Regions from separate parts of the Homo sapiens genome. Here region 1 is linked to region 2. The links are chromatin loops, found by intact Hi-C in ENCODE. Cell type or tissue: heart right ventricle. All regions are shown on one strand. Each heading gives the region's core, and the rest is flanking DNA. Links, peaks and the distances in the headings are about the cores only.

What was found. A loop is a pair of places that touch in the nucleus more often than their neighbours do. Peaks named below come from ENCODE experiments on the same cell type or tissue, not always from the same donor. Only the 100,000 strongest peaks of a DNase experiment are listed, where the experiment ranks them.
Region 1: it touches region 2 in a loop (2.2-fold over the local background); 21 of 110 quality-filtered maps call a loop at or near these places.

What each region holds. Positions count from the first base shown.
Region 1 is chrX:13,473,577-13,485,347 of GRCh38, forward strand. No RefSeq gene overlaps it. Among named protein-coding and RNA genes, the nearest start is that of EGFL6, 90 kb to the right of the region's middle. RefSeq lists an enhancer at 77-126. In heart right ventricle, for the core only: no CTCF peak of the experiment used is centred there; a DNase peak (open chromatin) is centred at 5,317; H3K27ac peaks cover 1,388 bases.
Region 2 is chrX:13,353,361-13,365,131 of GRCh38, forward strand. No RefSeq gene overlaps it. Among named protein-coding and RNA genes, the nearest start is that of LINC01203, 24 kb to the left of the region's middle. In heart right ventricle, for the core only: no CTCF peak of the experiment used is centred there; DNase peaks (open chromatin) are centred at 4,801 and 7,001; H3K27ac peaks cover 795 bases.

The DNA of each region.
Region 1 (11,771 bases), core at 2,464-7,463, 120 kb after region 2:
TGTTTCCCTGGTTTACGTCCGTTGCATTTATGTATTCTGTTGCTTACCATGGTTGAAGTGTTTTGAAAACAACTTGTAACCAACTAAACAAAATAGCCTGATTCTTTGTTTACCAGAAAGAGAAATGAAGGCAACTGCAAGGCAGAACTGAGAAAACTGTGCCTTTGAAAGCACAGACCGTACAGGGAGGGACATGGCTGCTATTTTCAGACTTGTGTGGGTGTGAGGGTAACAGGCCTCTGGAAACAGCTGTTTAACAACAGAATATGAGAAGTCTCCCAGGACTCCAACACCCACCCTCTACAGTGAACCAAGGGAAAGTTCACGAGAGCCAGGGGAGTTCAATACATTGAAAACAATCCGAAATGGGGATTCAACACTGGGGTTTCAATGAGCTGCAGTATTTAGCAAGGCTTTGCCCGCTCTGTTCAAAAGAACAACTCCAGGAAACTGAAAAGCCAAACCAGAAACAGACATGGTGTACTTGCTGAAAGAACTACCCTCAAAGCCGTTTCTGCAGGGATCCAGCCTCCCTCTGGGGGCCTGACAAACTGCCTGCTTCTGGAAGGAAACAGGCTTAGGTAGAGGGACAATTGACTCTTGGGCAAACTTTTGTTTCAGGATCCAACATTAAATGCAAACTCTTTGTTACAATGAAGGAAAGAAGATGGTTTGGAGACTGAACTTGCTTTCATTTTTGTTTTAATGAATCTTGATACGCACTTTTCACAGCTTGTCCCCATGCATTGGAAAGTAAAACCAACCCATTTCCACCCAGCTAGAGAGAACACACTATAAATAGGACCCAAATGGTGGTTCATTAAAAGCTGGATGACAAGCTGAACCGTGTCTTTTTGTTTTTCCCTCAAAAACTGTACGTTCTAGTAAGGAAGACGTCTTGTAATTTAAGGTACAGTTATTCTAAGAATGCTGTATATTTAGCCATCCTTTGGTGAACATTTTTAGTATTTGTTCATTCTATCATTCACTTAAAAAAATCTATATTCATTGCTTGCTGCATGTTAGACATCATGCTAGGCGTGGGGGTAAAGTGATGAGCAAAACAGACACCACCGTTTCAGGGAATAAGTGACGCACAGAGGGATACAGACAACTACTTATCCAGTTGAGGGCTGAGAAGGAAAGGAATATTTTCCATCACCCAAGTTCAAGATCTCCTTCCCCAGTTTTTTATTTTCTGTTCTAAAATTAAACTCTATCCCGGATTAAATACAGTGGGACCACTCCCTAGAAACATGGGCCCCCCAAATCATCAGAAGGCAATAGTCTAATTATCCATTTCCCAAGGTCATCAGGATGATTCAGAGTTAAATAACGGCAGTGGTCCAGGCTGAAATAGAACTCATGCTGTCAGGCCTTATTGCAGTTCTCAGGTTCTTCCCTTTGGATGTCCTGCAAACAGCTCCTAGGACGAGAACACACGTGCATCCTCCCAAACATAACTTACAATTAAATTTACTGAGAAAAGTAGCAGCTCGTCCCCTAAAAAACTGTGAAGTCCGCAAAGACATAACCCAGCTAAAAGATGCACACAAATTATATTACTAAAATGTATGCAATGTATGCAATCAAATTGAAATAGGGAGATTTCCCAGTAAAATCTAGTTACTTGACCACAGCAAAGGCCTTCCTCAATAACAATAGATACCACTTGCTTTATATTCATATAACTAAAAGAAAGTTTTCTCAAAACAAAGGGATAGTTTGCCTCAAATATAAATCCACATCTCCCTCTCTTATGTAGCAAAATACACACCCCCAACATTTAACTACCTATTTGTTCAGTATTTGTTCTTTGAGGTCCCCAAAGCTGTGACTAAGGTCCAGTCCTAACCAGGATCACCTTATTATACTGGTTTACAAGATTTGCAGGTGGCGCAAAGCTGAGTGTGGGACGGGGAGTCTCTGAAAGAACTCTGATCAAAGTAAACCTAAATAAGCTGAATTCAGACACCAATGTTACCCAGATGACAGGTAACCGCCAACTCAGGGTCCTTCACTTCAGGCGGAAAATATTAAGTGCAAAGGGATCAGATTGGGAAGCTGTCATCTAGTAACAATACGTAGGACTTGAGGTCTAAATTGACAGTAAGTTCTATATGAAATAACAACTTAATGGAAAGATCACAATTTTGGGGATTACAAAATAGGGTTCCCATCCTCTAACTTCTATCATACACAGTTCCTTTAAGCAACATTACTATCGCCATTTAAGGGTATTTTCTCTCTTTTCAACACTTGAAAAACACAAATCGTTCTTTACATCTTAGCATGAAATTAAAATATTGAATATTTGGGTTGAAGTGGTGGAGAGGCAGCTGTCTTGAGGTTAAATGGTCTAAAGCCAATGGAGCACAACTGAACAGTTTATCACAGCAAACAACATTCCTAAATGTAAATTTCAGAACGGCTATGGGAGATTGTAGGGAAGCTTGGGGACAGGGTTACACAGGCTGCAGAGCCTCCATTAAAAATAATTTGTATTAAAAAATAAAGACACAATCTTATTTTTACAAGGGGCAATAAATATGTATGGCTGGTTTTATTGACTTTCACTCAGAATGGAGCATGTATGCTTTGGAATTCCATTCTGTAAAGTTTCATTGGTAGTTGATAAGTCAGATCTGAAACCAGAAATTCACGCACACTCTCCTCTTCTTTTAAAAAGAACATTGAATATGCCAGTGTCCAGGGTTTTCTCTTTCGTTGTCATCCTCTCCAACCCTTTCTTCTTCTTCCTTCTAATGATATCAATCCCAAACAAATACCTTGCATTTGCTGCCTTGTACTCTTGCAACAAATACTTTGCCTGTGTTGCAGAATCCTTTTAGGAAAGCTTGCAAGCGGACAGCAGAGATCAGAACGGGACACTGGGGAAATCACCTGAACTGACACCTCACTCAGGGTGCCGGACAGCTTTAGGGAGATTAATCTCCGTGAAGCTGTCCAGCAAGACAAGAATGATGACTGACCATTTACATACTGGGCAGCCTTCCCATCTGGGTCATCAGCCTGGATTTATTCCCAGTTGTCAGGAACCCCAGAGGAGGTGACCTCCATTCAATTTGTCATGGACAACTGTTCTGATCACCCAGACAGCCTTCTCAATTTCCCTTTGGCTGGGGGCATGAGAATGATCAAAGACCAAATAGGTGCATGTAGAGTGGCCTCCATTCTATCCCTAATGGGATAATCCTGATGATTAGAGTCAGGCCTCCAAGAGATCATGGGCCATCTTTGATAGATTCACCACTGATGCCTGGACATCCAGAACTTTCAGAGATGATAAATCAGCTCTGAAGGAACAAAGGCTGGCACTATGAAACAAAAATGGGTGAAACATCAGTGCGACACTAGCAATGGTGCAGCGTAACAGAGTCAGGAAACACACCCAGTTCTTAAAATTCTGATGTCAAATCTGCTGCTAGCAAGAGCGTTCTGATAAAGCAGTTAACAGTTCTGTGCATGGATTTCTCACCAACTCTATAATCACACCACCTATTTATCCCAAAGGAGCAATGTCAGGTTAACCCCACAAACAAATCTTTTTTTTTTTTGTTTGTTTGAGACAGAGTCTCACTCTGTCGCCCAGGCTAGAGTGCAGTGGTGTGATATTGGCTCACTTCAACCTCTGCCTCCCGGGTTCAGGTGATTCTCGTGCCTCAGCCTCCCTGGTAGCTGGGATTACAGGCGTGCGCCACCACACCTGACTAATTTTTGTATTTTTAGTAGAGATGGAATTTCACCATGTTGGCCAGGCTGGTCTCAAACTCCTGGTCTCGAGTGATCTGCCCACCTTGGCCTTCCAAAGTGCTGGGATTACAGGTGTAAGCCACTGTGCCCAGCCAGACAAATCTTATTTTAACACTACTTATTTATGCTTGTAAAGACTTTGCAATATCTGTACCAGGCAAATCTAAGGCTGTTTGCTCAACTATGAAAGTGTATTTTCCCTTACATGGTCTCCTAGACCTTAAACAACCTTATTACATTACCCATATTCACCAGGTACTTTACTTTTAAAATAATTCTCATTTAGTTTTCTCATCAAACTTAAGTGGAAGAACTTTTTATTACCAGTTAACAGAAAAGTTACGAAGGTTTACAAAGACCCAGCCAGTGAGTGGTAGAGCTGAAATCCAGCCCTAATTGGGCCTAACCCCAAAGCCTCCAAGACAATAAGACCACCTCTGCCAATTTTGATAAGGGGTAGTCTAGTTTCCGCTCTTCCATGGATGAAGTCCATAAATCCAAGAAAGCCTACCACCCAGAAAAAGAGATCATTTATCCCCACCATCCAGAATAAAGGCAGGACACTGAGGCCAGGCACTGGCACCCATGCACAGATATGGCATGAGCTGTCTGTGGAAAATCTTCCCCATCATTACCAACCCTACATCATGGGCTTGGAAATTGCTGAATGTCTCTTTAGGCAAGAGCTGACTTAATACTTTGGTTTCTTAAAGGCTGTCTAGGAGAAATCAGAGCACTACACAGAGCCTCCATCTACTGCCCCGGAGCTAAATCCCCTTGGAATATGTCTTAGCAGGTTTGCTTTCAACCCCTCAAATTCTTTCGCCTGAAGTCTTCTAGATGCAAGAAACAGATGCTCCTTCAGCCTCCTGAAATAAGAGAGGTTTAATACTGGAGTGCACCTGGAGCAGTGAAGGGAGATGGAGGGTCCTAGATGCCAAGATACTTCTCTGACCATCTCAGAGCCTGCAGGTGGAGGAGAATTCTAGAACCTCAGGCTGCTCTCCCAGTCCCCAGATCTTCATCCAAGTTCTCCACCATTAACACAACCCAGCTGGTCTCCACAGATAACCTCATCTGTTTTTCTGTGCCTGCAACTTGTGCATCCTTTCTGTATTACCAGTTCAAAATCCTGAAGGGTGAAATCTACCTGGCCCAGTTAATCTGTTCCCAGCAGGTCCCACCTTAAGGCTCTGGCTGGTCTCTGGGTTGACTGATTCCTGAGCCCATCTACTTGATGCGGCTTCCCAGATTAAGAATGGATGTTGAAAAGGAGTAATTTCCATGAGAAGAGCCAAGCTTTTCCGCATCCATGCCACGCACCAACCTCTCCCCAAGTTTTTCCTGATATGCGATTCTCACTATCGCTTCATTCCAGTCTCTTCTGATGTCAGCTCTTTACAAAGACCTTCCTTCCCTTCAGTGTCTCCACTCCCTGACCCTGCTTTCTGTGCCTCCGGGCGCTTGCAATGACCTGATATTCTATTTCCTCATCAATTGGCTCTCATGCCAATCTCCCCAAGAGAGCAGGAACTGTTATCTCCCCCAGGGGAATGGAATGGCCCTACAGGGAGAGACTGCCTGTTCTCTGCAGTATTTCCAGGCCCTGGTATGCTGCCTGGTACAGCTGGCACTCAGAAGCTTGGGGAGTGAATTTGTATTTCCCACGTCATCATGACTGCTTTTCTTGCAATAAAGATCCCAACTTCTGCTCTCACCACTACACCTGCAACAGTATTTCAGATATTTGATGCTGGAGATGGCGAGTCCTAGTATTTTACAGTTGGCACAGACTCTACAAGTCATCGAGTTTCCTCATATCAACAGATTGCTCAAAAGCAACACACGTTCATAGTCACCTACCAATAGCAAACACAGTGCTTGGCACTGGAGATAAAAAGTGAATTAAGAAAGTGGTCATTCAAGTTGCTCCCAAGAGGAAATAGAGAGATACACAATTAATGTCAACACCAAGAGGCAAACATGACATATCCATGAGACTCTGGAGACAGAAGTGGCACTTAACCTGAGAGGAAGAGAGGGTATCAGGGGAGACTTCACAGAGGAGGTGATTGCTATTTGGAAGAAAGATTGCAAATTGATCCCAAAAAGAAGGAAGGAAAGGGTATCCAGGCAGAGACCAGAGCAAAAGCAAGGCGCAATGACACTTCAAATAATCCAGCCGGATGCATTTCAGAGCAATGAGCAGGAATGGTCACTAGACTGGAGCAGATTAGGAAGGTACACAGTAAGTTCTGTTTTGACAAGTGGAGTTGGCATAGCCTGCAAGACAACCAAGGGGAGAGGGTTCCAAAATAACTTCAGCTGTGAATGTTTGGCTCAAGAGAAGGCTAGAGCAAAGAATCACTGCATTAGAGATGAGGAAACAGACTCAGAGAAATGAAGCAATTGGATCAAGATCACACTGGAATTATGAGTGAATGAAGCCCAGGCCTTCTCCCCAGCAGCCCAATGATCCTGCCATCACCTGGCTGGCTTTCATCAAGCCAAGCCTCCATGCTGCACTGGAGAAGATGTCCCTGCCCAGACACCTCACCATTTGCACTTCCCAGGCCACCCTCTGCTTTTCTGTAGCGTGGAGAGTTCACCGTGATCATGGGAAGGCCAGGGCTTGTCCAGGGATTGGGCTAAGATGCTCCCATCACTAACTTGACTTGAAGAGTCATTATATGTGGGTGACTGCCCACACACCAGTAATTATCCAACCTGTTTTAAAAAATCCCCTGTAATAGAACAGGCTCTGTTTCATTCTGAAGGATGTCAGATTTAATTAAAATATTGTTCCACGTGTGTAAATATAGGTAGAGGAATAAATATAAGCATAGCACAATTAATCTTCTCTACTGTCTCTGATTTAGAATCTGGAAAGTCATCATTTTTATAGAACCCCCAACTTATCACTGGCACATACAGAGGACAAGTAACAGTCTGTTAAAAGCCATTGGGGAAACAGATATCATATTCCCTGGGAGACAAAGACCAGACTGCTGGTAGACTCTCAATATTTCAATATTTGTTCTTCCTTTCTTCTATAATAACAGAATGCCCAGCCTTTATTTGATTCATGGCCAGAGGGATAAGAGAAGAAATGATGTGACAAAATAAGGCAGGCACAGAGTGATAAATATCACACGTTCTCACTAATATGTGGGAGCTAAAATAAAAATGATCTCATGGACATAGAGAGTAGAATGATGATTACCAGAGGCTGGGAAGGGTAGTGGGGCATGGGGGTATAAAAGGGAATTGTTAATGGTTTTTTTTTTTTTCTTTTTGTACTTCAAGTTCTGGGATACATGTGCAGAATGTGCAGGTTCGTTACACAGGTATACACGTGCCATGGTGGTTTGCTGCACCCATAAACCTGTCATCTACATTAGGTATTTCTCCTAATGCTATCCCTCCCCTAGCCCCCCACCCACTGACAGGCCCCAGTGTGTGATGTTTCCCTCCCTGTGTCCATGTGTTCTCACTGTTTAGCTCCCACTTATGAGTGAGAACATGCGGTGTTTGGTTTTCTGTTTCTGTGTTACTTTGCTGAGAATGATGGTTTCCAGCTTCATCCACGTCCCTGCAAAGGACATGAACTCATCCTTTTTTATGGCTGCATACTATTCTATGGTGTATATGTGCCTCATTTTCTTTATCCAGTCTGTCATTGATGGACATTTCAGTTGGTTTCAAGTCTTTGCTATTGTGAATAGTGCTGCAATAAACATGAATGTGCATGTGTCTTTATAGTAGAATGATTTATAATCTTTTGGGTATATACAGACACTTCTCAAAAGAAGACATTTATGCAGACAACAAACATGAAAAAAAGCTCATCATCACTGGTCATTAGAGAAATGCAAATCAAAACCACAGTGAGATACCATCTCACGCCTGTTAGAATGGCGATCATTAAAAAGTCAGGAAACAACAGATCCTGGAGAGCTTGTGGGGAAATAGGAACACTTTTACACTGTTGGTGGTAGTGTAAATTAGTTCATCCATTGTGGAAGACAGTGTGGCAATTACTCAAGGTTAATTGTATTTTAAAAAATACAGTTAGAGCCCGACACGGTGGCTCGTGCTTGTAATCCCAGTATTTTGGGAGGCCGAGGTGGGCAGATCACCTGAGGTCAGGAATTTGAGACCAGCCTGGCCAATACGGCAAAACCCTGTCTCTACTAAAAATCACGCAAAAATTAGCCAGGCATGGTGGTGTGCACCTGTGATGCTAGCTACTCAGGAGGCTGAGGCAGGAGAATTGTTAGGACCCAGGAGGCAGAGTTTGCAGTGAGCCAAGATCGCGCCACTGCACTCCAGCCTGGGTGACAGAGTAAGACTCTGTCTCAAAAAATAAATAAAAATTCTAAAAATAAAAAATACAGTTAGAAGGAATAAGATCTAGTGTTCGGTAGCACACTAGAACAATTATAGTTAATAATTTATTGTATATTTCAAAATAACTAAAATAGTAGAATTAAAATGTTCCTAAGACAAATAAATGATAAATGCTTGAAGTGATGGATATGCCACCTATCCTCATGTGATCATTATACATTGTTTGCTTATAGCAAAATACCACATGTACATCATCAATATGTACAACTATTATATATCCATAATGATTAAAAATTTAAAAAAAAGAAAGGTGGTGCCCCCCTCTCCCCTTTTTCCTTGTTCCTTTCCAGGGAGACAAAGATAACAAGCTAAGGTAGCAGAGCAAGTGGGGGAAGGAGCCTGGGTCCCTAATGGGTGGAGCCACAGTACACAGAGAGAAATCAACTCTCAAGCCACTGTGGTGGATCCCTGTTACAGGCTGCTGCATCAATACCCTATCTATTGCAGACACCAATTTTAAAAGGATTCACCAGAAAATCTATGACACTATGCTTATTAAAGAGAAAAGTTGTATCTCATTTTTTTAAAATGGAGGCATAACCTAAATACCAATGTGCAAAATCCTAAGCGGGCCAGAGCTTGGTGAAATTTGCCATATCTATATGCTTATGAAACTATCATTCAGCTCAAGATGTAAAGCAGGCATGAGCAAACTCCCGCCCACAAACAGAAAATCCGGCCTCCTTTTTGTAAATAAAGTTTTACTGGAACACAGTTGTGCCCATTTGTTTACGTATGATTACGTATCATCTGCTGCATTTGCACTTCCATCAGAGTTGAGTAGTGATGACAGAGACCACATGTCTGTGAAGCCTAAAATATTATCTGGTCCTTTACAGGAAAAATTTGTCGACCTCTCTTATAGAGTATTCTGGAGCACACCAGAAGGCTCCCTCATGCCGTAAAAACGAATTTTTCCATCAAATCTTGGACTCAGGAAGCAAGAATGATTATAGAAAGAGGAATATGCAAGGAAGATAGCATTTGCCATACAGGCTAGAACCCTCTATTGATTTTGTCTCTTACTTATGGGCTAGATTTTGTAGCCTCCGTTGATTTTCTCCATTTCTTTGGAACAATCAAGCGTCTGACAGTTTTAGCTTGTCAACAAGTAGCCTGCCAATGGATTTCAGAGCTTCTATTTTTAAAATTGTCTCACAAGAGTGACTAAGAATTACATTTAAATGAACAGGAATGAAGAGGGAAACAGATTCCCTAGGCAGTTGTGGTCCTTTGTTTGGTCTGTAATTTTGTAGTCACATCTGACTGTGGTCCAGTTCATACAATCCTTTGTTTAGGTATTGGATCGATCTTGCAGGACATGGAAAATGAGAAGGGAGGCTGAGATTTCACAAGTTTGCCTTGGCCCCATTTCTTTTTTTTTTTTTTTTTTTTTGCCCTTACGGCATCCATCTTATGATTTTTTTTCTTGCCTTTTGAACTTTCTTCACCTTCAGTCTGTTCCTTGAGTTTTGCACAAGTTCTCTAAGGTGTCTGCTCTCTTGACAATACCAGGAAAGAGCCAAATAAATCAACCCAACAGCTCAATTGCACCTCTTTTATTGCCTAGGCAAGAACACATGCACGCCCACAATAAATCACCACCGCCCAAGAAGAGCATGTCCCAGATTAACGAGAAGCTCGGCCCTCTGTCTAGAACACTTCAAGAACATTGGATGTTCTTGAATTGGGATGGTAAGATGGTTCCCCTTGAATAGATGGTAAAGAACAGGTGTTCTCCTCCACCACAAGATCCTGGAACGGAGGCCTCAAATTCTGAAGCATTTTATCCTGTGCTCCACCCCATTTATCCAAATACAGACAACCAAAGGGCCACTGTGATAATGGAGAAGACACCCTGGACACACATACCCCAGAGGACAGGCAGAACCAAGACCACACCCAACTCACAAAGAGAATCTCTTCCAAAAATTTGTATTCACGTTTTAAGAACTCTAAAAGTAGGCTTACATTGGAGCAATGATTTAATGGGTGGCAGGCTCTCAGCCTAATTCTCCAGTCAATTCATTCTCTCCAGTCAAGTCATTATGGCGAGATCTCATAAAATAATGATCTTGCCAGTGTCTCAGAAACCTTAAGAAAAAAAGACTTTCTTGGCTAGCCCAGAAAGCAAATGACTACGTGTGTCACTGTTTCAATGAGTGTGAAGAGGAAAGCAAGATGTGGGCACAGAGGGTAGTGAGCTTTTTCCTCTTCCGAGCCACAACCCAGCCCTGTGCTGAGAAGGTGCAAAGTTTGAGGGGGGTGAGGACCTGAGGGTGAATAGTCATGGGGCTGAGAGGGATCTAGAAGGAGAAGTTGGGGCTCCAACCATACCCCTTGTGCACTCTGGCCTGACTTCCAATTGCCAGTATCTCAGCTCTTTGCCTGATGGTGGCCCAAGTCTCTCCCAGCCACAGCGGGCTGGAAGTACCTGAAAATAACCCCGCCTGGAAGTAGCTCTCAGGTATGACTGACCTCCCTCAACCTTTAAGAAGTCTGAGGCACATATTCCACACTGGTACCCCAGTGGGAATAAGACCCTGTTGCCCACAGTGAAAACTGCCTGATAAAAGCTCTTCGTATTAGCCTCCTTCCATTACCTATCTCACTTTCCCACTCCCAACCCAGTACTTCCTGGGGTCACCCCTCAAATAAATGACTTGCACTTGAATCCATATCTCAAGGTTTTCTGAGGAAGTGCTAACCAAGGCATTCGGGACAATGAAGGTACAAATCCGGAGGGGTGTGGGCAGATAGGCAACCCCTCTATCACCCACCCATCTCCAGTCCATGTGTGAACCCACGTCCTGACCCATCTCAGCAAGGGTCTGTAGACCCTCCGGTGCCACTTTGCAGAGCCACTAAATTGCAGTACCCAAAACACGAAATTATTTAAGAAATATGCTTGACTACATGTGAATAAGGTAGTGGGACTAAATACAGCCCACGACTGTTGCTTTTTGGCAATTACACAACGCCCTGAAATTGCAAATTGAGTGCAATAAGTTATTGAAAGTGCCAAGTTACTCTTAACCAGCTAGGGAGTTTTAATACCACTTTTAATTTTCTCTCTATCCCTATCTCTATCTTTCAGACAAAGAAGCCATACTATTCTTGCTTCAACAAGAGAAGTGCCATTTCCTTCTGTGGCCCTTGCTCAGGTGTTAGGGGTTGCTTCATTGCGATCTTTATTTTTTTGCGCCACCTCCCTAGGTCCCATCCTCCTAGTGAAAGGCCCCCCGCCAACTCCCCCACCCCGCCAATCTATCCACATGGCAGCCATCTCCCCAACACTGCCCCCAGCTCTTCCTTGACTGCACTTTCCCTCTGGGAATGCAGAGACAGCATCTTCCCCTCTCTATGTAAGTCAGGGAAATCCAAGCTCTCCTACTCCACTCTCTCCTTAATTTCACACATTAACACAAGGCTGTGTGTATGCTGTCTGCCTTACTGAAAGGTAGAAAAATGACAGCCTGGAAATAGCTTGTATGGGGATTCTGCATCAGGCTGTTCCCAGAGTTTAACAAAGTTATAAGGATAAAGTCACACCTTTACCACAGTACCTTCAGGAATGTGAGAGGCAG
Region 2 (11,771 bases), core at 4,544-9,543:
TAAAGCAGTTTTCCTCACGGTCACTAAATGGCTGCTGGAAGAAATCACATCTAGAAGCTACACACGAGAGAGAGGAGATACAAACATTCCACCCACACACAAGTTGTAAGTCCTTCCTCAGTTTGCAAAAAACATGGGCCAAGGGCTTGATGGACTAACGGTGGAGAAGTCACCTCAGGAGCTCCGATGAGGATATCAGAGCAAAATCAAGATTTGTTAGTAATGAGGAAAAGAGAAACAGGCAAGAAAGTAATACTCTGAAAAGCAGCTCAACAGAAGAAAATCTAGCACCGCATGCATTTCCACAGACCCATGAACTGTTTCAGGTTCAGATTTGCAAACCTGATAACTGGGCATAAGTAATATCTCCTAACACTTAGCTTTACCATCTGTTGCTGACATAACAATTTTACACAATACCAAAAATGCCAGATGGAAGCTACACATTAGCCATGTCCAAGATGTTTCGTGCTCACAACATATATGGAATAGCTTTGTTCCATACACTGTTGAGTTTGTAGTTCTCCACTTATAATTCTGGCCATTGATGGAGAAGGACAACTCCGAAGCTTCCCAATTACGTGCCTCCTTGATCTTTGGAAAGCTGTGCACACTGCTGGCCTCAGAATTTCTATCCAGGATAGACTTAGAAGCTACAATATATTTGGAGCTAGGGGGTGGGGAAGGGATGGCACACATATTTGAAACTGTGTTTGCACAGCGAATACACAGTTTTTATTTTAGAATTTATATTATGGTAAATAAGAATAGCAAAGTTTTCTAAAGATTTTTTAAAATTTTTACTGTATGTAAGATTGAGAAAATGCCAGTTGCCCTTATCGTAGACTAAGAAGTCAGGGAATAGCTATTGCTATGGAGCAAAGGTAATGGAAGAGGTACTAAGGGAAATAAGATTCCTACATAAACCTCCCACCAGCTTAAAGAAGAATATAGAGACTGGGCATGGTGGCTCATGCCTGTAATCCCGGCACTTTGGGAGGCCAAGGTGGGTGGATCGCTTGAGCTCAGGAGTTCAAGACCAGCCTGGGTAACATGATGAAACTTCATCTCTATAAAAAATAGAAAAAATTACCCAGGTATGGTGACACGCTACTGTGGTCCCAGCTACTCGGGAGGCAGTGGCGGGAGGATCACCTGGGCCCAGGGAGGTCTAAGCTGCAGTGAGCCGTGCTCATGCCACTGCACTCCAACCCAGGTGACAGAGCAAAACCCCTGTCTCTAAAAAAAATAAAATGTATAAAGTATAATCAACAATTTCCCCATTTTTATTGTAAGATGTTTTAAACATATATTAATATACAGAGTGATATAACAGATACCCATGTGCTCAACACTCAGATGTAACAGATATTAACATTTTGACATTCCCCAGGCCCTCTTCCTGGTTCCTACCCTTCCTCTTGCTGTGGAGGCCACCCCCATCTGGATCAATCTTCTCCATATTTTACACTATTACCATAAATGCATGTATCCACAGTAAGACTCTAGTTTTGAAAATGGCATCCTATCAGGCATTATGAGGAGCTTGCCTTTTCATTGGTTGTTTTGATGAATCTTACCTATGTTGTTCTAGTTCCCTCGTTTGATTTGCTCTGTAATATTCCATCGCTGAATATAGTACAATCTACATATCTGTTGTTTGGTTGGTGAACATTTAAGTTACTTCCATTTTTCACCATTACAAACATGCTGCAAAAACCAATCTGGTGTGTGATTCACTGTGCACATGTCAGATAACCTCTCTAGGTTAAAGATTCACAAAGGTAGAGTGAGAACTTTCATTCCAGCATGATTTATCAACTTATACCACCAATGTATGAAAGTTTCTTTTCCTTCATTTTGCAAATCTGTTGGCTGTGAAATGGCATATTCTTGTTTAGTTTGCATTTCCTAAAAACTAGAGAAATAGAGCAACATTCCATTCATTTGGTATTCAAGTTTCCTCTTCTGTGAATTTGCTTTTTCATATATTTTGCCCATTTGGAGTATTTGTCTTTTTCTTGCTGAATTGTAAACATTTTTTTACATATTTTAAATACCAACATTTGTTGATTATATGCATTGCAAATATCTTCTTCCTGTCTATAATTTCTTTTAATTTTAAGGTGCTTTTTTCTTGTATTTAAGTTTGTAATTTTAGTGTAGTTATATTTGTCTATTTTTTCCTTAATTAAGGGTTTTGTTTTCTTGTGCTTGTCTATGGAAGATTTAAGATTATAAAGATTTTCTCCTTTATTTTCTTCCAGAAGTTTACATGGTTTCTTTTGACATTTAAATCTTTGTCTGGAATTTATCTTTGTGTGATATAAGCTAGTGACTTAATTTTCTTTTCAGAAGGATAACTAATTTCCCAGACTCGTTTGTTGAATAGTTTATACTTGCCCCACTAATTTGTAAGATCTTCTCTGTCACGCATCAAATCTCTGTGTATGCCTGGATCTGTTTTGTCCAACTCTGCACAAGTAGCATGCTATCTAAATTACTATATTTTAAAAAGTAAGTCTTGATATTTGGTAGGGCAAGTTTCATGTGTCTTAACTATTATGGTCTCTTTCTCATCTATATGAATGTTAAGGTCAGCTCATCAGTTTCCACAGAAAATCCTTTCTAGATTTTGATTTGAATTACATTGCATTTATAGATTAGTTTGAGAAGCATCATCTTCCCGATCTTGTCTTTCCTTTCATGAACCTGCTATATTTCTGCATATATTTAGGCCATCTTACACATCTTTCAGTACTGTTTTGTATTTTTCTCCATAAAAGGTTTTGCATACCTTGTGTAAATTTATTCTTAGGCATCTTTTAGGTCATATAACTGTGGTAAATGAGAACTTTATTCTAAAACATTTTCTATGCCTATCAACATTTTCTCCGCTATTTTTTTCTTTTATGTTTTATACCTAATTTTTTTTTTTTTTTTTGAGACGTAGCTTCACTCTTGTTGCCCAGGCTGGAGTGCAATGGCGTGATCTTGGCTCACCACACCCTCCACCTCCCGGGTTCAAGCGATTCTCCTGTCTCAGTCTCCAGAATAGCTGGGATTACAGGCATGCGCCACCACACCGGGCTAATTTTGTATTTTTAGTAGAGACGGGGTTTCTCCATGTTGGTCAGGCTGGTCTCGAACTCCCAACCTCAGGTGATCCGCCTGCCTCAGCCTCCCAAAGTGCTGGGATTACAGGCGTGAGCCACTGCACCCAGCCTGCTTTTATGTTTTATACCTAATTCTTAAAAGTATTTGCATTTTATTCTTTGCATGATGTGAGATGTGAATATAACACTTTCCCCCGAGTCAATTATTTTCAACTCTGACGAATAATCTCTTAACCCATTGGTTTGTGAGTCTTCCTTTGTTATCTGTTATCTTCTCATATATCAGGACTCTTTTTTACAATCACTTTGTTTTCGTTGATGATATATATCCATTTCCATGCCAGTATATGATCTCATTTCCGTAGTTTTTAATGTGTCTGTGTGTGTTTGTGTGTGTATACATACACACAAAAAAGTAGAACAATGAAATAATGTGTCTCTTTCTAGAAGAAGTATTAAGAGGCAGGAAGATTGCTTGAGCCCAGGAGTTTGAGACTGCAGTGTGCTACTATGATTGGACCTGTGAATAGCCACTATACTCCAAACTGAGCAACACAGTCAGGTCCCATCTCTTTTTTTCTTTTTTCTTTTTCTTTTTTTTTGAGCCTGAGTCTCGTTCTGTTGCCCAGGCTGGAGTGCAGTGGCGTGATCTCTGCTCACTGCAACTTCCACCTCCCAGGTTCAAGCGATTCTCCTGTCTCAGCCTCCTGAGTAGCTGGGATTACAGGTGCGCCACCATGCCTGGCTAATTTTTATATTTTTAGTAGAGACGGGATTTCACCATGTTGGCCAGGCTGGTCTCGGACTCCTGACCTCAAATGATCTGCTTGCCTCGGCCTCCCAAAGTGCTGGGATTACAGGCGTGAGCCACCCACCGCACCCGTCCTGAGGTCCCATCTCTAAAAAAATAAAAAGTATTGAACCAAGGTCCTCTCACGTAATTTTTCACAATTTATATTATGCTTTAATATCTAGCAGAGCAGCTCAATTAATTACTCTTGGAGTGTGTTAAACCAATATGCTAATTTGGGAAAAATTTACCTCCATAATATTCAGTCTTCTTATTCTGTATTCATCCAATCATCTTATTCTATATTCATATATTCATGTTTTCTTGTAACTTTCTCAGTTGCAGTTTGTAATTTTCCTCACATAGATTCAGTTTTAAAATTAACATTATGTCTAGACATTTTAGGGTGGAGTGTTGTTTCCCCAACACCTCATATATCTTGGTTAGTTACTTCAGGGAGAGCAGGAGAGCTGGTTACTTTTGTTCACTTATCTTTAACCAGTCATTTTACTAAACTCCCATAAAGATAGCCACTTTTTAATTATCTTGGGGTTTCTCAGTAGGCAATTATATCATCTCTAATAATACTTTTTGTTTTCTCATTTCCAATAGCAACGTCCCTATATCTGTTTTAGAATTATATTAACTAATACAATGGCAGTAAGGATCTTTGTTTTCTTTCTGATGTTATGGGATCCTGTTTCTATTTTGGTTCTTTGTCCTGTAGTGTGGGTGCTCATTAAAGGACTTCCTTTGTGTTTTGTCTGGATTATTCTCCAGGCAGCTGGTAAGCTCCTTGTGAAGACAGCCCATCCTGTTCTAACATGTCTGATACTCTGTGTCTGGTCTCTGCAGCTCCTGGCACACAGCAGGGAACTTGATTAGGGCCTGAAAGAATGTGTCTTATGCTGGATTCTTGGGAGGCCCTAAAAGATCTGCACTGCTTCTTTCTGGATGTGGCCATGTGTTTAGAAACATCTGCTCTCCTAGAAGTCTGGGGTTCCTGTTCCAGCTTCGAGCAGACACTTGGGTTTCCCTTACAGGCTACTGTCTGTTGTTGACCACATACTCAGGAATAAATGGAAATTGCAGCAATTTTGTCAGTAGGGTTTTGACAAACTGAGAGATTCCAAACAGAAAATAAAGAGATTCTAAACAGAAATACTTACTTGTTATAAAATAGCACATGCAAATTTCCCACCAATCCCATCACCAAAGGTAAGCACCACTAACAATTTAGGGTTTGTGTTTATGCACACTTGTACACATAAATACATGCATTTCTAGATGTGTGTTCTATGCTTTTCAAACATATGCATGTTTGAATAATGTGAGCCCATTTTTGTAACTTCTTTCCAATTTTATGTAAATATTGTTTATTCGTTTTAGCAGCTATATATGCCACCATATGGCTAGACTATAATCATCTTTTCTCCTATTAATATATATTTCTAGTTTGTTTCCTTGTGTCTTAAACCAACTTATATTTAGGATAGATTTCTAGAAGTAGGTTGTCGAAGTATAAGGTAAACTTTTTTTTTAATTTAGCTTAATTTTAACATACTTTCAATTCATTCTTTGACCATAAAAATTTAGAGTCTGGTCCATGAACCATGACTTATTGGTCTGTGATAAGTACAGACATTAAGAGTAAGTGTTTAGAAGTGTTTATCATAATTTGATATTTCTATGATATCCAAACATGAATTTTATATTTTACAAAAGCATCGGACTGAAAAAGAAAACCTGATTATTTTAAAATAACAATAGTAATGCTAAAACAAATTGTGGAAAGGGCTCATTTGGACAATATGGGTTAAGTGAGGCCAAAAGCTTTTCACTGTGAAAATCAAAATATTTAAGGAGTAGTGTCTTAGAAGACATATGAGGGATAAATGAAAAAAAATGTTATTTTTAAAATATGATGTTGAAAAAAAATATGCTGTATTTGGAGCTGGATATGGGGTATGACCAATTATATAATAATTTCTTATCAGAAAAAAAGAATAAAAGGACCTGATTCTGCACCATGAATAATTGGGAAGCACTGCTTCCATGAGCAGTCAAAGGGAGTTTCCATTTTCTTTTCTGAATCCTCACCTCTAGCTCACATTGTCAAAAATCAAAATGTTTGTTTTATAATCTGTTGGTTATAAACACTCTCACTGTTGTTTTGATGTGAATTTCTGTGATTACTAATGATGTCCGTATCTTTACTCGTTATTTGGGTTTCTTCTTGTTATTTATATCGTTTGTGCTATTTTTTATTGGCTTGGAGATTTTTCTTTTTTTTCTGGTATCTGTGGATTTCACATACTTATATTTGAGCTCCTCTATTATTTCAGAAGTAATTTTGTTATACTTTACCCAGTAAATTCTATGTGTTGAGAGCATGAAGAATTGGCCTCTCCTCTAGGCTCCATTATATTTTCTTATTGGGCACTGCTGGTTTAATGATATAGCTATAGATTTTTGTATAGTTGTCTTTCTTTTGCACTCTCTTACTGCTAATAGTAGTTTTTTAGGGAATACAATTTTCTCTTTCTCTGTACCTCTTTCTTTTCTATTCTTTCCTTACAGCAGTACCATATTTACTGGACATGCCTTTACAAACAATTTCAATTCTGTCAGTAATGCACATCATGGTCCATAGTCAGTTGACCTGTCATCAGAGTCTGTATGACGGTCAAAAAACAAAATGAAAGAAAGCAAAACACAGTTTAAAACTGAAAAATTGCTGTTCATTAAGTCGAGGTTATTTAGAAAAAGAAATTGTTAGGGATTCCCGTAGGGTCAGTCTCTGATATCAGGACTGTCCATTCTCTCAAACAATAATGCTGTCCAGTCTCTTCAGAGGCTTTCTGATTTGGCCCTGTTCCTATCCTTTGTCCAGGACTTTTCTCCACACACTTTCTCTTAAGCCAAATGGCAGGTCAAATGAAGCCCTGAAATACAGCCATCTGTGGGTGTTGAAGTGGGGATGATTGTGGTCAGCCCTGGGAAGCTGGGCATGCATGTCACAGATTTAGAAAGTACTGCTGGCTGGCAAGCTGATGGAGGGCAAAATGTGCACATGGAAGCAAATGCACAGCTTCAAGTGATCAAGTGTCAGTGCAGACAGCAGGTGATGAGGGTGGCTCACACCACCTGCTGGAGCACAGCTGTCAGAAAGGGGATAGCCACGTGTGGGGCCACAGGCAGTGCCAACCCAACAGGTGAAAGCCCAGGACAGAGAAGAGCCCAGAAGCTCTGAGGCAGACATTTGGGTCACAGCCTGGGATGCACAGTCATGCCTTGTGCCCAAAATGAAATGCCAGCAAGTGTTTCTCTCTCTGTGTTCTCAAAAGATCTCTTCCTCATGTATCTTAATTAGTTAAGATTTGGGGTCTTGGGGCAGCCTCTTGAATGCCATCAGACATAATAAGTTCTACAGCCAGGGTCATTGGCCTGACTTCCAGGATTATGAAGGGTCAAAAAGTCCCACATGTCCTAACTACAAGGCAGGCGCCAGTGAAGACAAGCTGTTAGGTAAGACATAATATTTTTGGAGAGATATAAAGGACAGAGGTCAGTTGTGAGGGCAGGCATGGACCCAGCATCGAACCAGCAAGGCACAGGTTAAGTGAGACACTGAGCAGGGCCCAGTTCTGTTCAGCAGCAGAACAGAAATCACCTGACAAATCCAGAAGTCACATCAGAAGGGGTTAACTGGGAAAGACAGCTCAGGAACTAGGGTGTTACACAGTCTGACCATAGGCTACTTTTTACAGGCCCAAAGTCCCATCACCATGGACAAATTTTGATGGTTGCTTTAAATATGCTCATTTGTGAATCCAGTGTCTGATGAATAACGTGTGGTCTCTTGATATGTGGGGCCTGTAATTAAGTGGAATATAAAATAGTAAATCATTTTGACCATTAGCAAAGTTTCTCTTTGTTCATTTAATGAAAATGCTCAGTATTGGCAAAAGAGCAGAGAAACAGGTGTCCTCATATACAACCTATGAGAGGTAAACTGAGGCCTTTCCAAGGAATAATGTGGTGACTAGAATCAAAACCCTTTCAATGCACATACCTTTTAATCTAGCAACTCCACTTCTATGAACATATCATAACATATATATAATAGTTTAAGTGCAGGCTGGATGCAGTGGCTCACGGCTATAATCCCAACACTTTCGGAGGCTGAGGAGGAGGATTGCTTAAGCTCAGGAGATCGAGACCGGCCTGGGAAACAAAGTGAGACTGCCTCTCTACAAAACAAATGGAAAAAAAAAATTAGCCAGGCATGGTAGCGTACACCTATAGTCCCAGCTACTCAGCAGGCTGAGGCAGAAGGAGTGCTTGAGCCTGGAAGGTCAAGGCTGCAGTGAGCTGTGATTGCACTACTACATTTCAGCCTGGGAGACACAGAGTGAGACCTTGTCTAAAATAAAAAAAAATTAAAAAAATAAATAAAAAGTCTAAGTGCAAAGATGTTTGATGCTCTGTTGTATATAATAGCAAAATATGACACCACTGAAGCAAGATAGATTCTTCACACCACTACCCTCAGCCCCTTGCTTTTAGTACACCTGTGGTGGACAGTTTCATGCATGGTCCCAGCCTTTCACTGTGGGCTTACCTTGCTGGCTCAAGGCTTTTCTGCTTCAGAGTTTTCTTGGATCCCACAGAAGGCCATTCTGCCTGTGTTGGATGTGGCAGAGAAAAGTGGGGTAGTTAATATTCCCAGGGGACCACAGTGCAGCAATGAGAGAAAGAAATGGAGGACGAATGCTCCAACCTCTCCATCCAGAGACCATTTTGAGGACTATTCTACGTGATTCCTCCAAGGGACCCCATGGGATTGAGCTTCAGTTGCCCACAGCGATCAGCAACTCACTAACACACCTTTGTGGCTTTGCTCTTTCCTTGACTTACTCTCCCCACCCCTCTCTTCTGCTTCTCTCACATAAATTCTTGCAAATCCTTGTCTCGGATCTCAGACTTTACTTTCAAGGGAACTCAAATCATGAGTCAATCTAAACATCAGAAATAGGGGTTAAATTAACAAGGGTACATTCATACAATGGAATATAATGCAGCCACTAAAATTACCTAAGATCCAAGGAAAAAGAAAGCATATGGCCTCACAAACGTGTACATAAATGTTAAAAGAAGATGTATTTCAAATAGCCCAAAACTGGAAACAATACAAATGTCCACATTTGCATGTGAGTGGATAAATAAATTGTGGTATATCCATATAACAGAATATTCTTCAGTGATAAAAGGGATTGAACTATTGATATAGGTAACAATATGAACCTCAAAATAAGTATGCTGAGTCAAAGAATGCAGACACAAAGAGTGCATAGTATAATATTCCATTTATATAAAATTCTTTTTTTTTTTTTGAGATGGAGTCTTGCTGTGTCGCCCAGACTGGAGTACAGTGGCATAATCTCGGCTCACTGCAACCCCCACTTCCTGGGTTCAAGCAATTCTCCTGCCTCAGCCTTCCAAGTAGCTGGGATTACAGGCACCTGCCACCACACTCAGCTAATTTTTGTATTTATAGTAGAGACAGGGTTTCGCCATGTTGGCCAGGCTGGCTCTAACTGCTGACTGCAGGTGATCCACCTGCCTCGGCCTCCCATAGTGCTGGGATTACAGACGTGAGCCATCGTGCCTGGCCCATTTATATAAAATTCTAATGCAAACTAATCTATACTGACAGCATTTCAGTGGTTACCTGGGGTAGGGGTTGGGGTGGGTGTGGACAGAAAGAAGAAAGTGGGATTACAAAGAGGCACAAGAAAACTTTTAGGGGAGATGGACATGTTCCTTATCTTGATTGCAGTGTTGGTTTCATGGGTATAAGCATAGGTTAAAACTTATCAGAATATACCCTTTAACTATGTGTGGCTTACTTTTTGCCAGTTATACCTCAGTAAGTTTGTTAAAGATGAAAAATGACCTTGGATAAAAATAATTAATGACACTAAAATTATTCATGTTAAAGTATTAGTTTGAAATAAAAGGCTAGCTTTAAATCAATATTTATGAGCATAGATACCCATACAAATTCGTAGATTAATGATCAAAATGGAAAAGTCCAAAACGTTACTAGTGTTCATCTCAGAGTCTGGGATGACATGCATTTTCATTTTTTTTCTTTTCATATACCTGTATCTTCCTAATATTGATAAATATATATTACTTCTGTAAAATAGAAAATCAGTAGATAAAACACAACACAAGGTATCTTATGCTACATGCTAGGAAAATGGTAGAGGCCAAAGATTTTTCAAATTTGTTGTTTTAGAGCCCTGGGAGTTTCATGAAAGTGCCTCAGGGATTATCCCAGGAGGAAAATTAGAATACATAGGCCAGTGTCTTCATGGCACCTCTAAATAGAGGAGCTGTTTTCATTTAAGGAACAAATGTGAAGGTCTGAAGAAGGCTAATTATTGGGGCCTGGGGCAGTTGTGGAATGCTTTGAGGTTAAGACAGAAGTGAGTAGGAAAGATGGGCCTTGACTAGGCAAAGAACAGAAAGTGAGTCTTCTAGAAAAGTCTGAGCAAAATTACTAATGGCACCTGTTACCCTCTGTAGCATATTTTTTTCTGCTTCCATTACTATTCAACTCTTCACTCAAATGAGAACTTACCACTGCAAAACATCTGGGCAAATTCTAGGCCTACTCAAAATCACTTGGGTTAGGAATCCAAGGGACTCAATAGCACTGCCACGGGTGCTGGTGGGAACACTAAAAAGGAGTGGAGTTTATCTCCCTTCCCAATCTCCATCAGATCCCCTTCCCCGTTTTTGATGTGTACCACTAATATTTTCTCAAGGTAATATGAATTTCTTTGCTAACGTAACTAAAAGGCCCTGCCAGCCTTTCAAATAGGTCTCTGTTCTCCTAGAGCTGCCATGGAAAGAACTGAAAATCTGGAAAGGACCACATTGAGTCATTGTCCTCATGTGAAGTTCTCCAAAGAGCCTTTTAAGATGCCAGAAGGATCTTCTACTGGTGTTCTTTTCTCCCTTTAGCAGCCCTTGAGCCTGCTGCAATAAACTCATAACTTTTTTGGACTCAACCAAATGGGGCATAGGGAGGGCATGTGGCATGAACTACTGCCAAGGCATGCATGAGGCAATGAGCTGGCTATGCAAAGACTCATCCCAAAGTCCATGAGGCAGCATGTGCTCCTTGGACCAAGAGGAGGGAGAAAGGGATGTGCACTGGGGCTTACTGTCTCCTCCATCCTCATCATCCTAGCTCAATACTAGACAAAGTGTCTTCGCTAGCACTGAAATCTGAGTGTCTTGTTAGGTCGATGTTTGGAAGACAGTCAAAAGTACGTGACAGGCCAAGGGTTGCCAAGGAATAGAAAAGCAGTGGATTTGTTTCCTGGCTGATGGCCAGCTGCAAGGCTTTCTTAAATGACAGCCAAGAAGCAGTAAATCAGGTACAATGGAGTCCTATCCATGGAGAGATTGTCTCTACAAAGTGTTATACTTCAAGTTAAATGGTCACAGACAATTCAGCTTCAGAATAACTTAAAACAGCATTTCCATCTGCTTGAACCCGGGTTCCAATTAAAACAGAGAAGTATTAGTCTAACCCAGTCCTCCACTGTTACCAACTAAGACATGCTCTGGAAGATTTAAAAAGCAGCACAGCCATGAACTGAGGAACGGGTTTCAAATTTACTTACAGAAAATACAGTTTATTTTCATCTCCCTAGAGAGAGACAATCCTGTTAAAATCACAGTTTTATATGTAGCCTGTAGGACCAAGAAAAAGGAGCAGTTGAATATATTAATATTTCTCAGTTTAGATGAGAGCGAATAGTTAAATTTAGCTTTATCGAAGA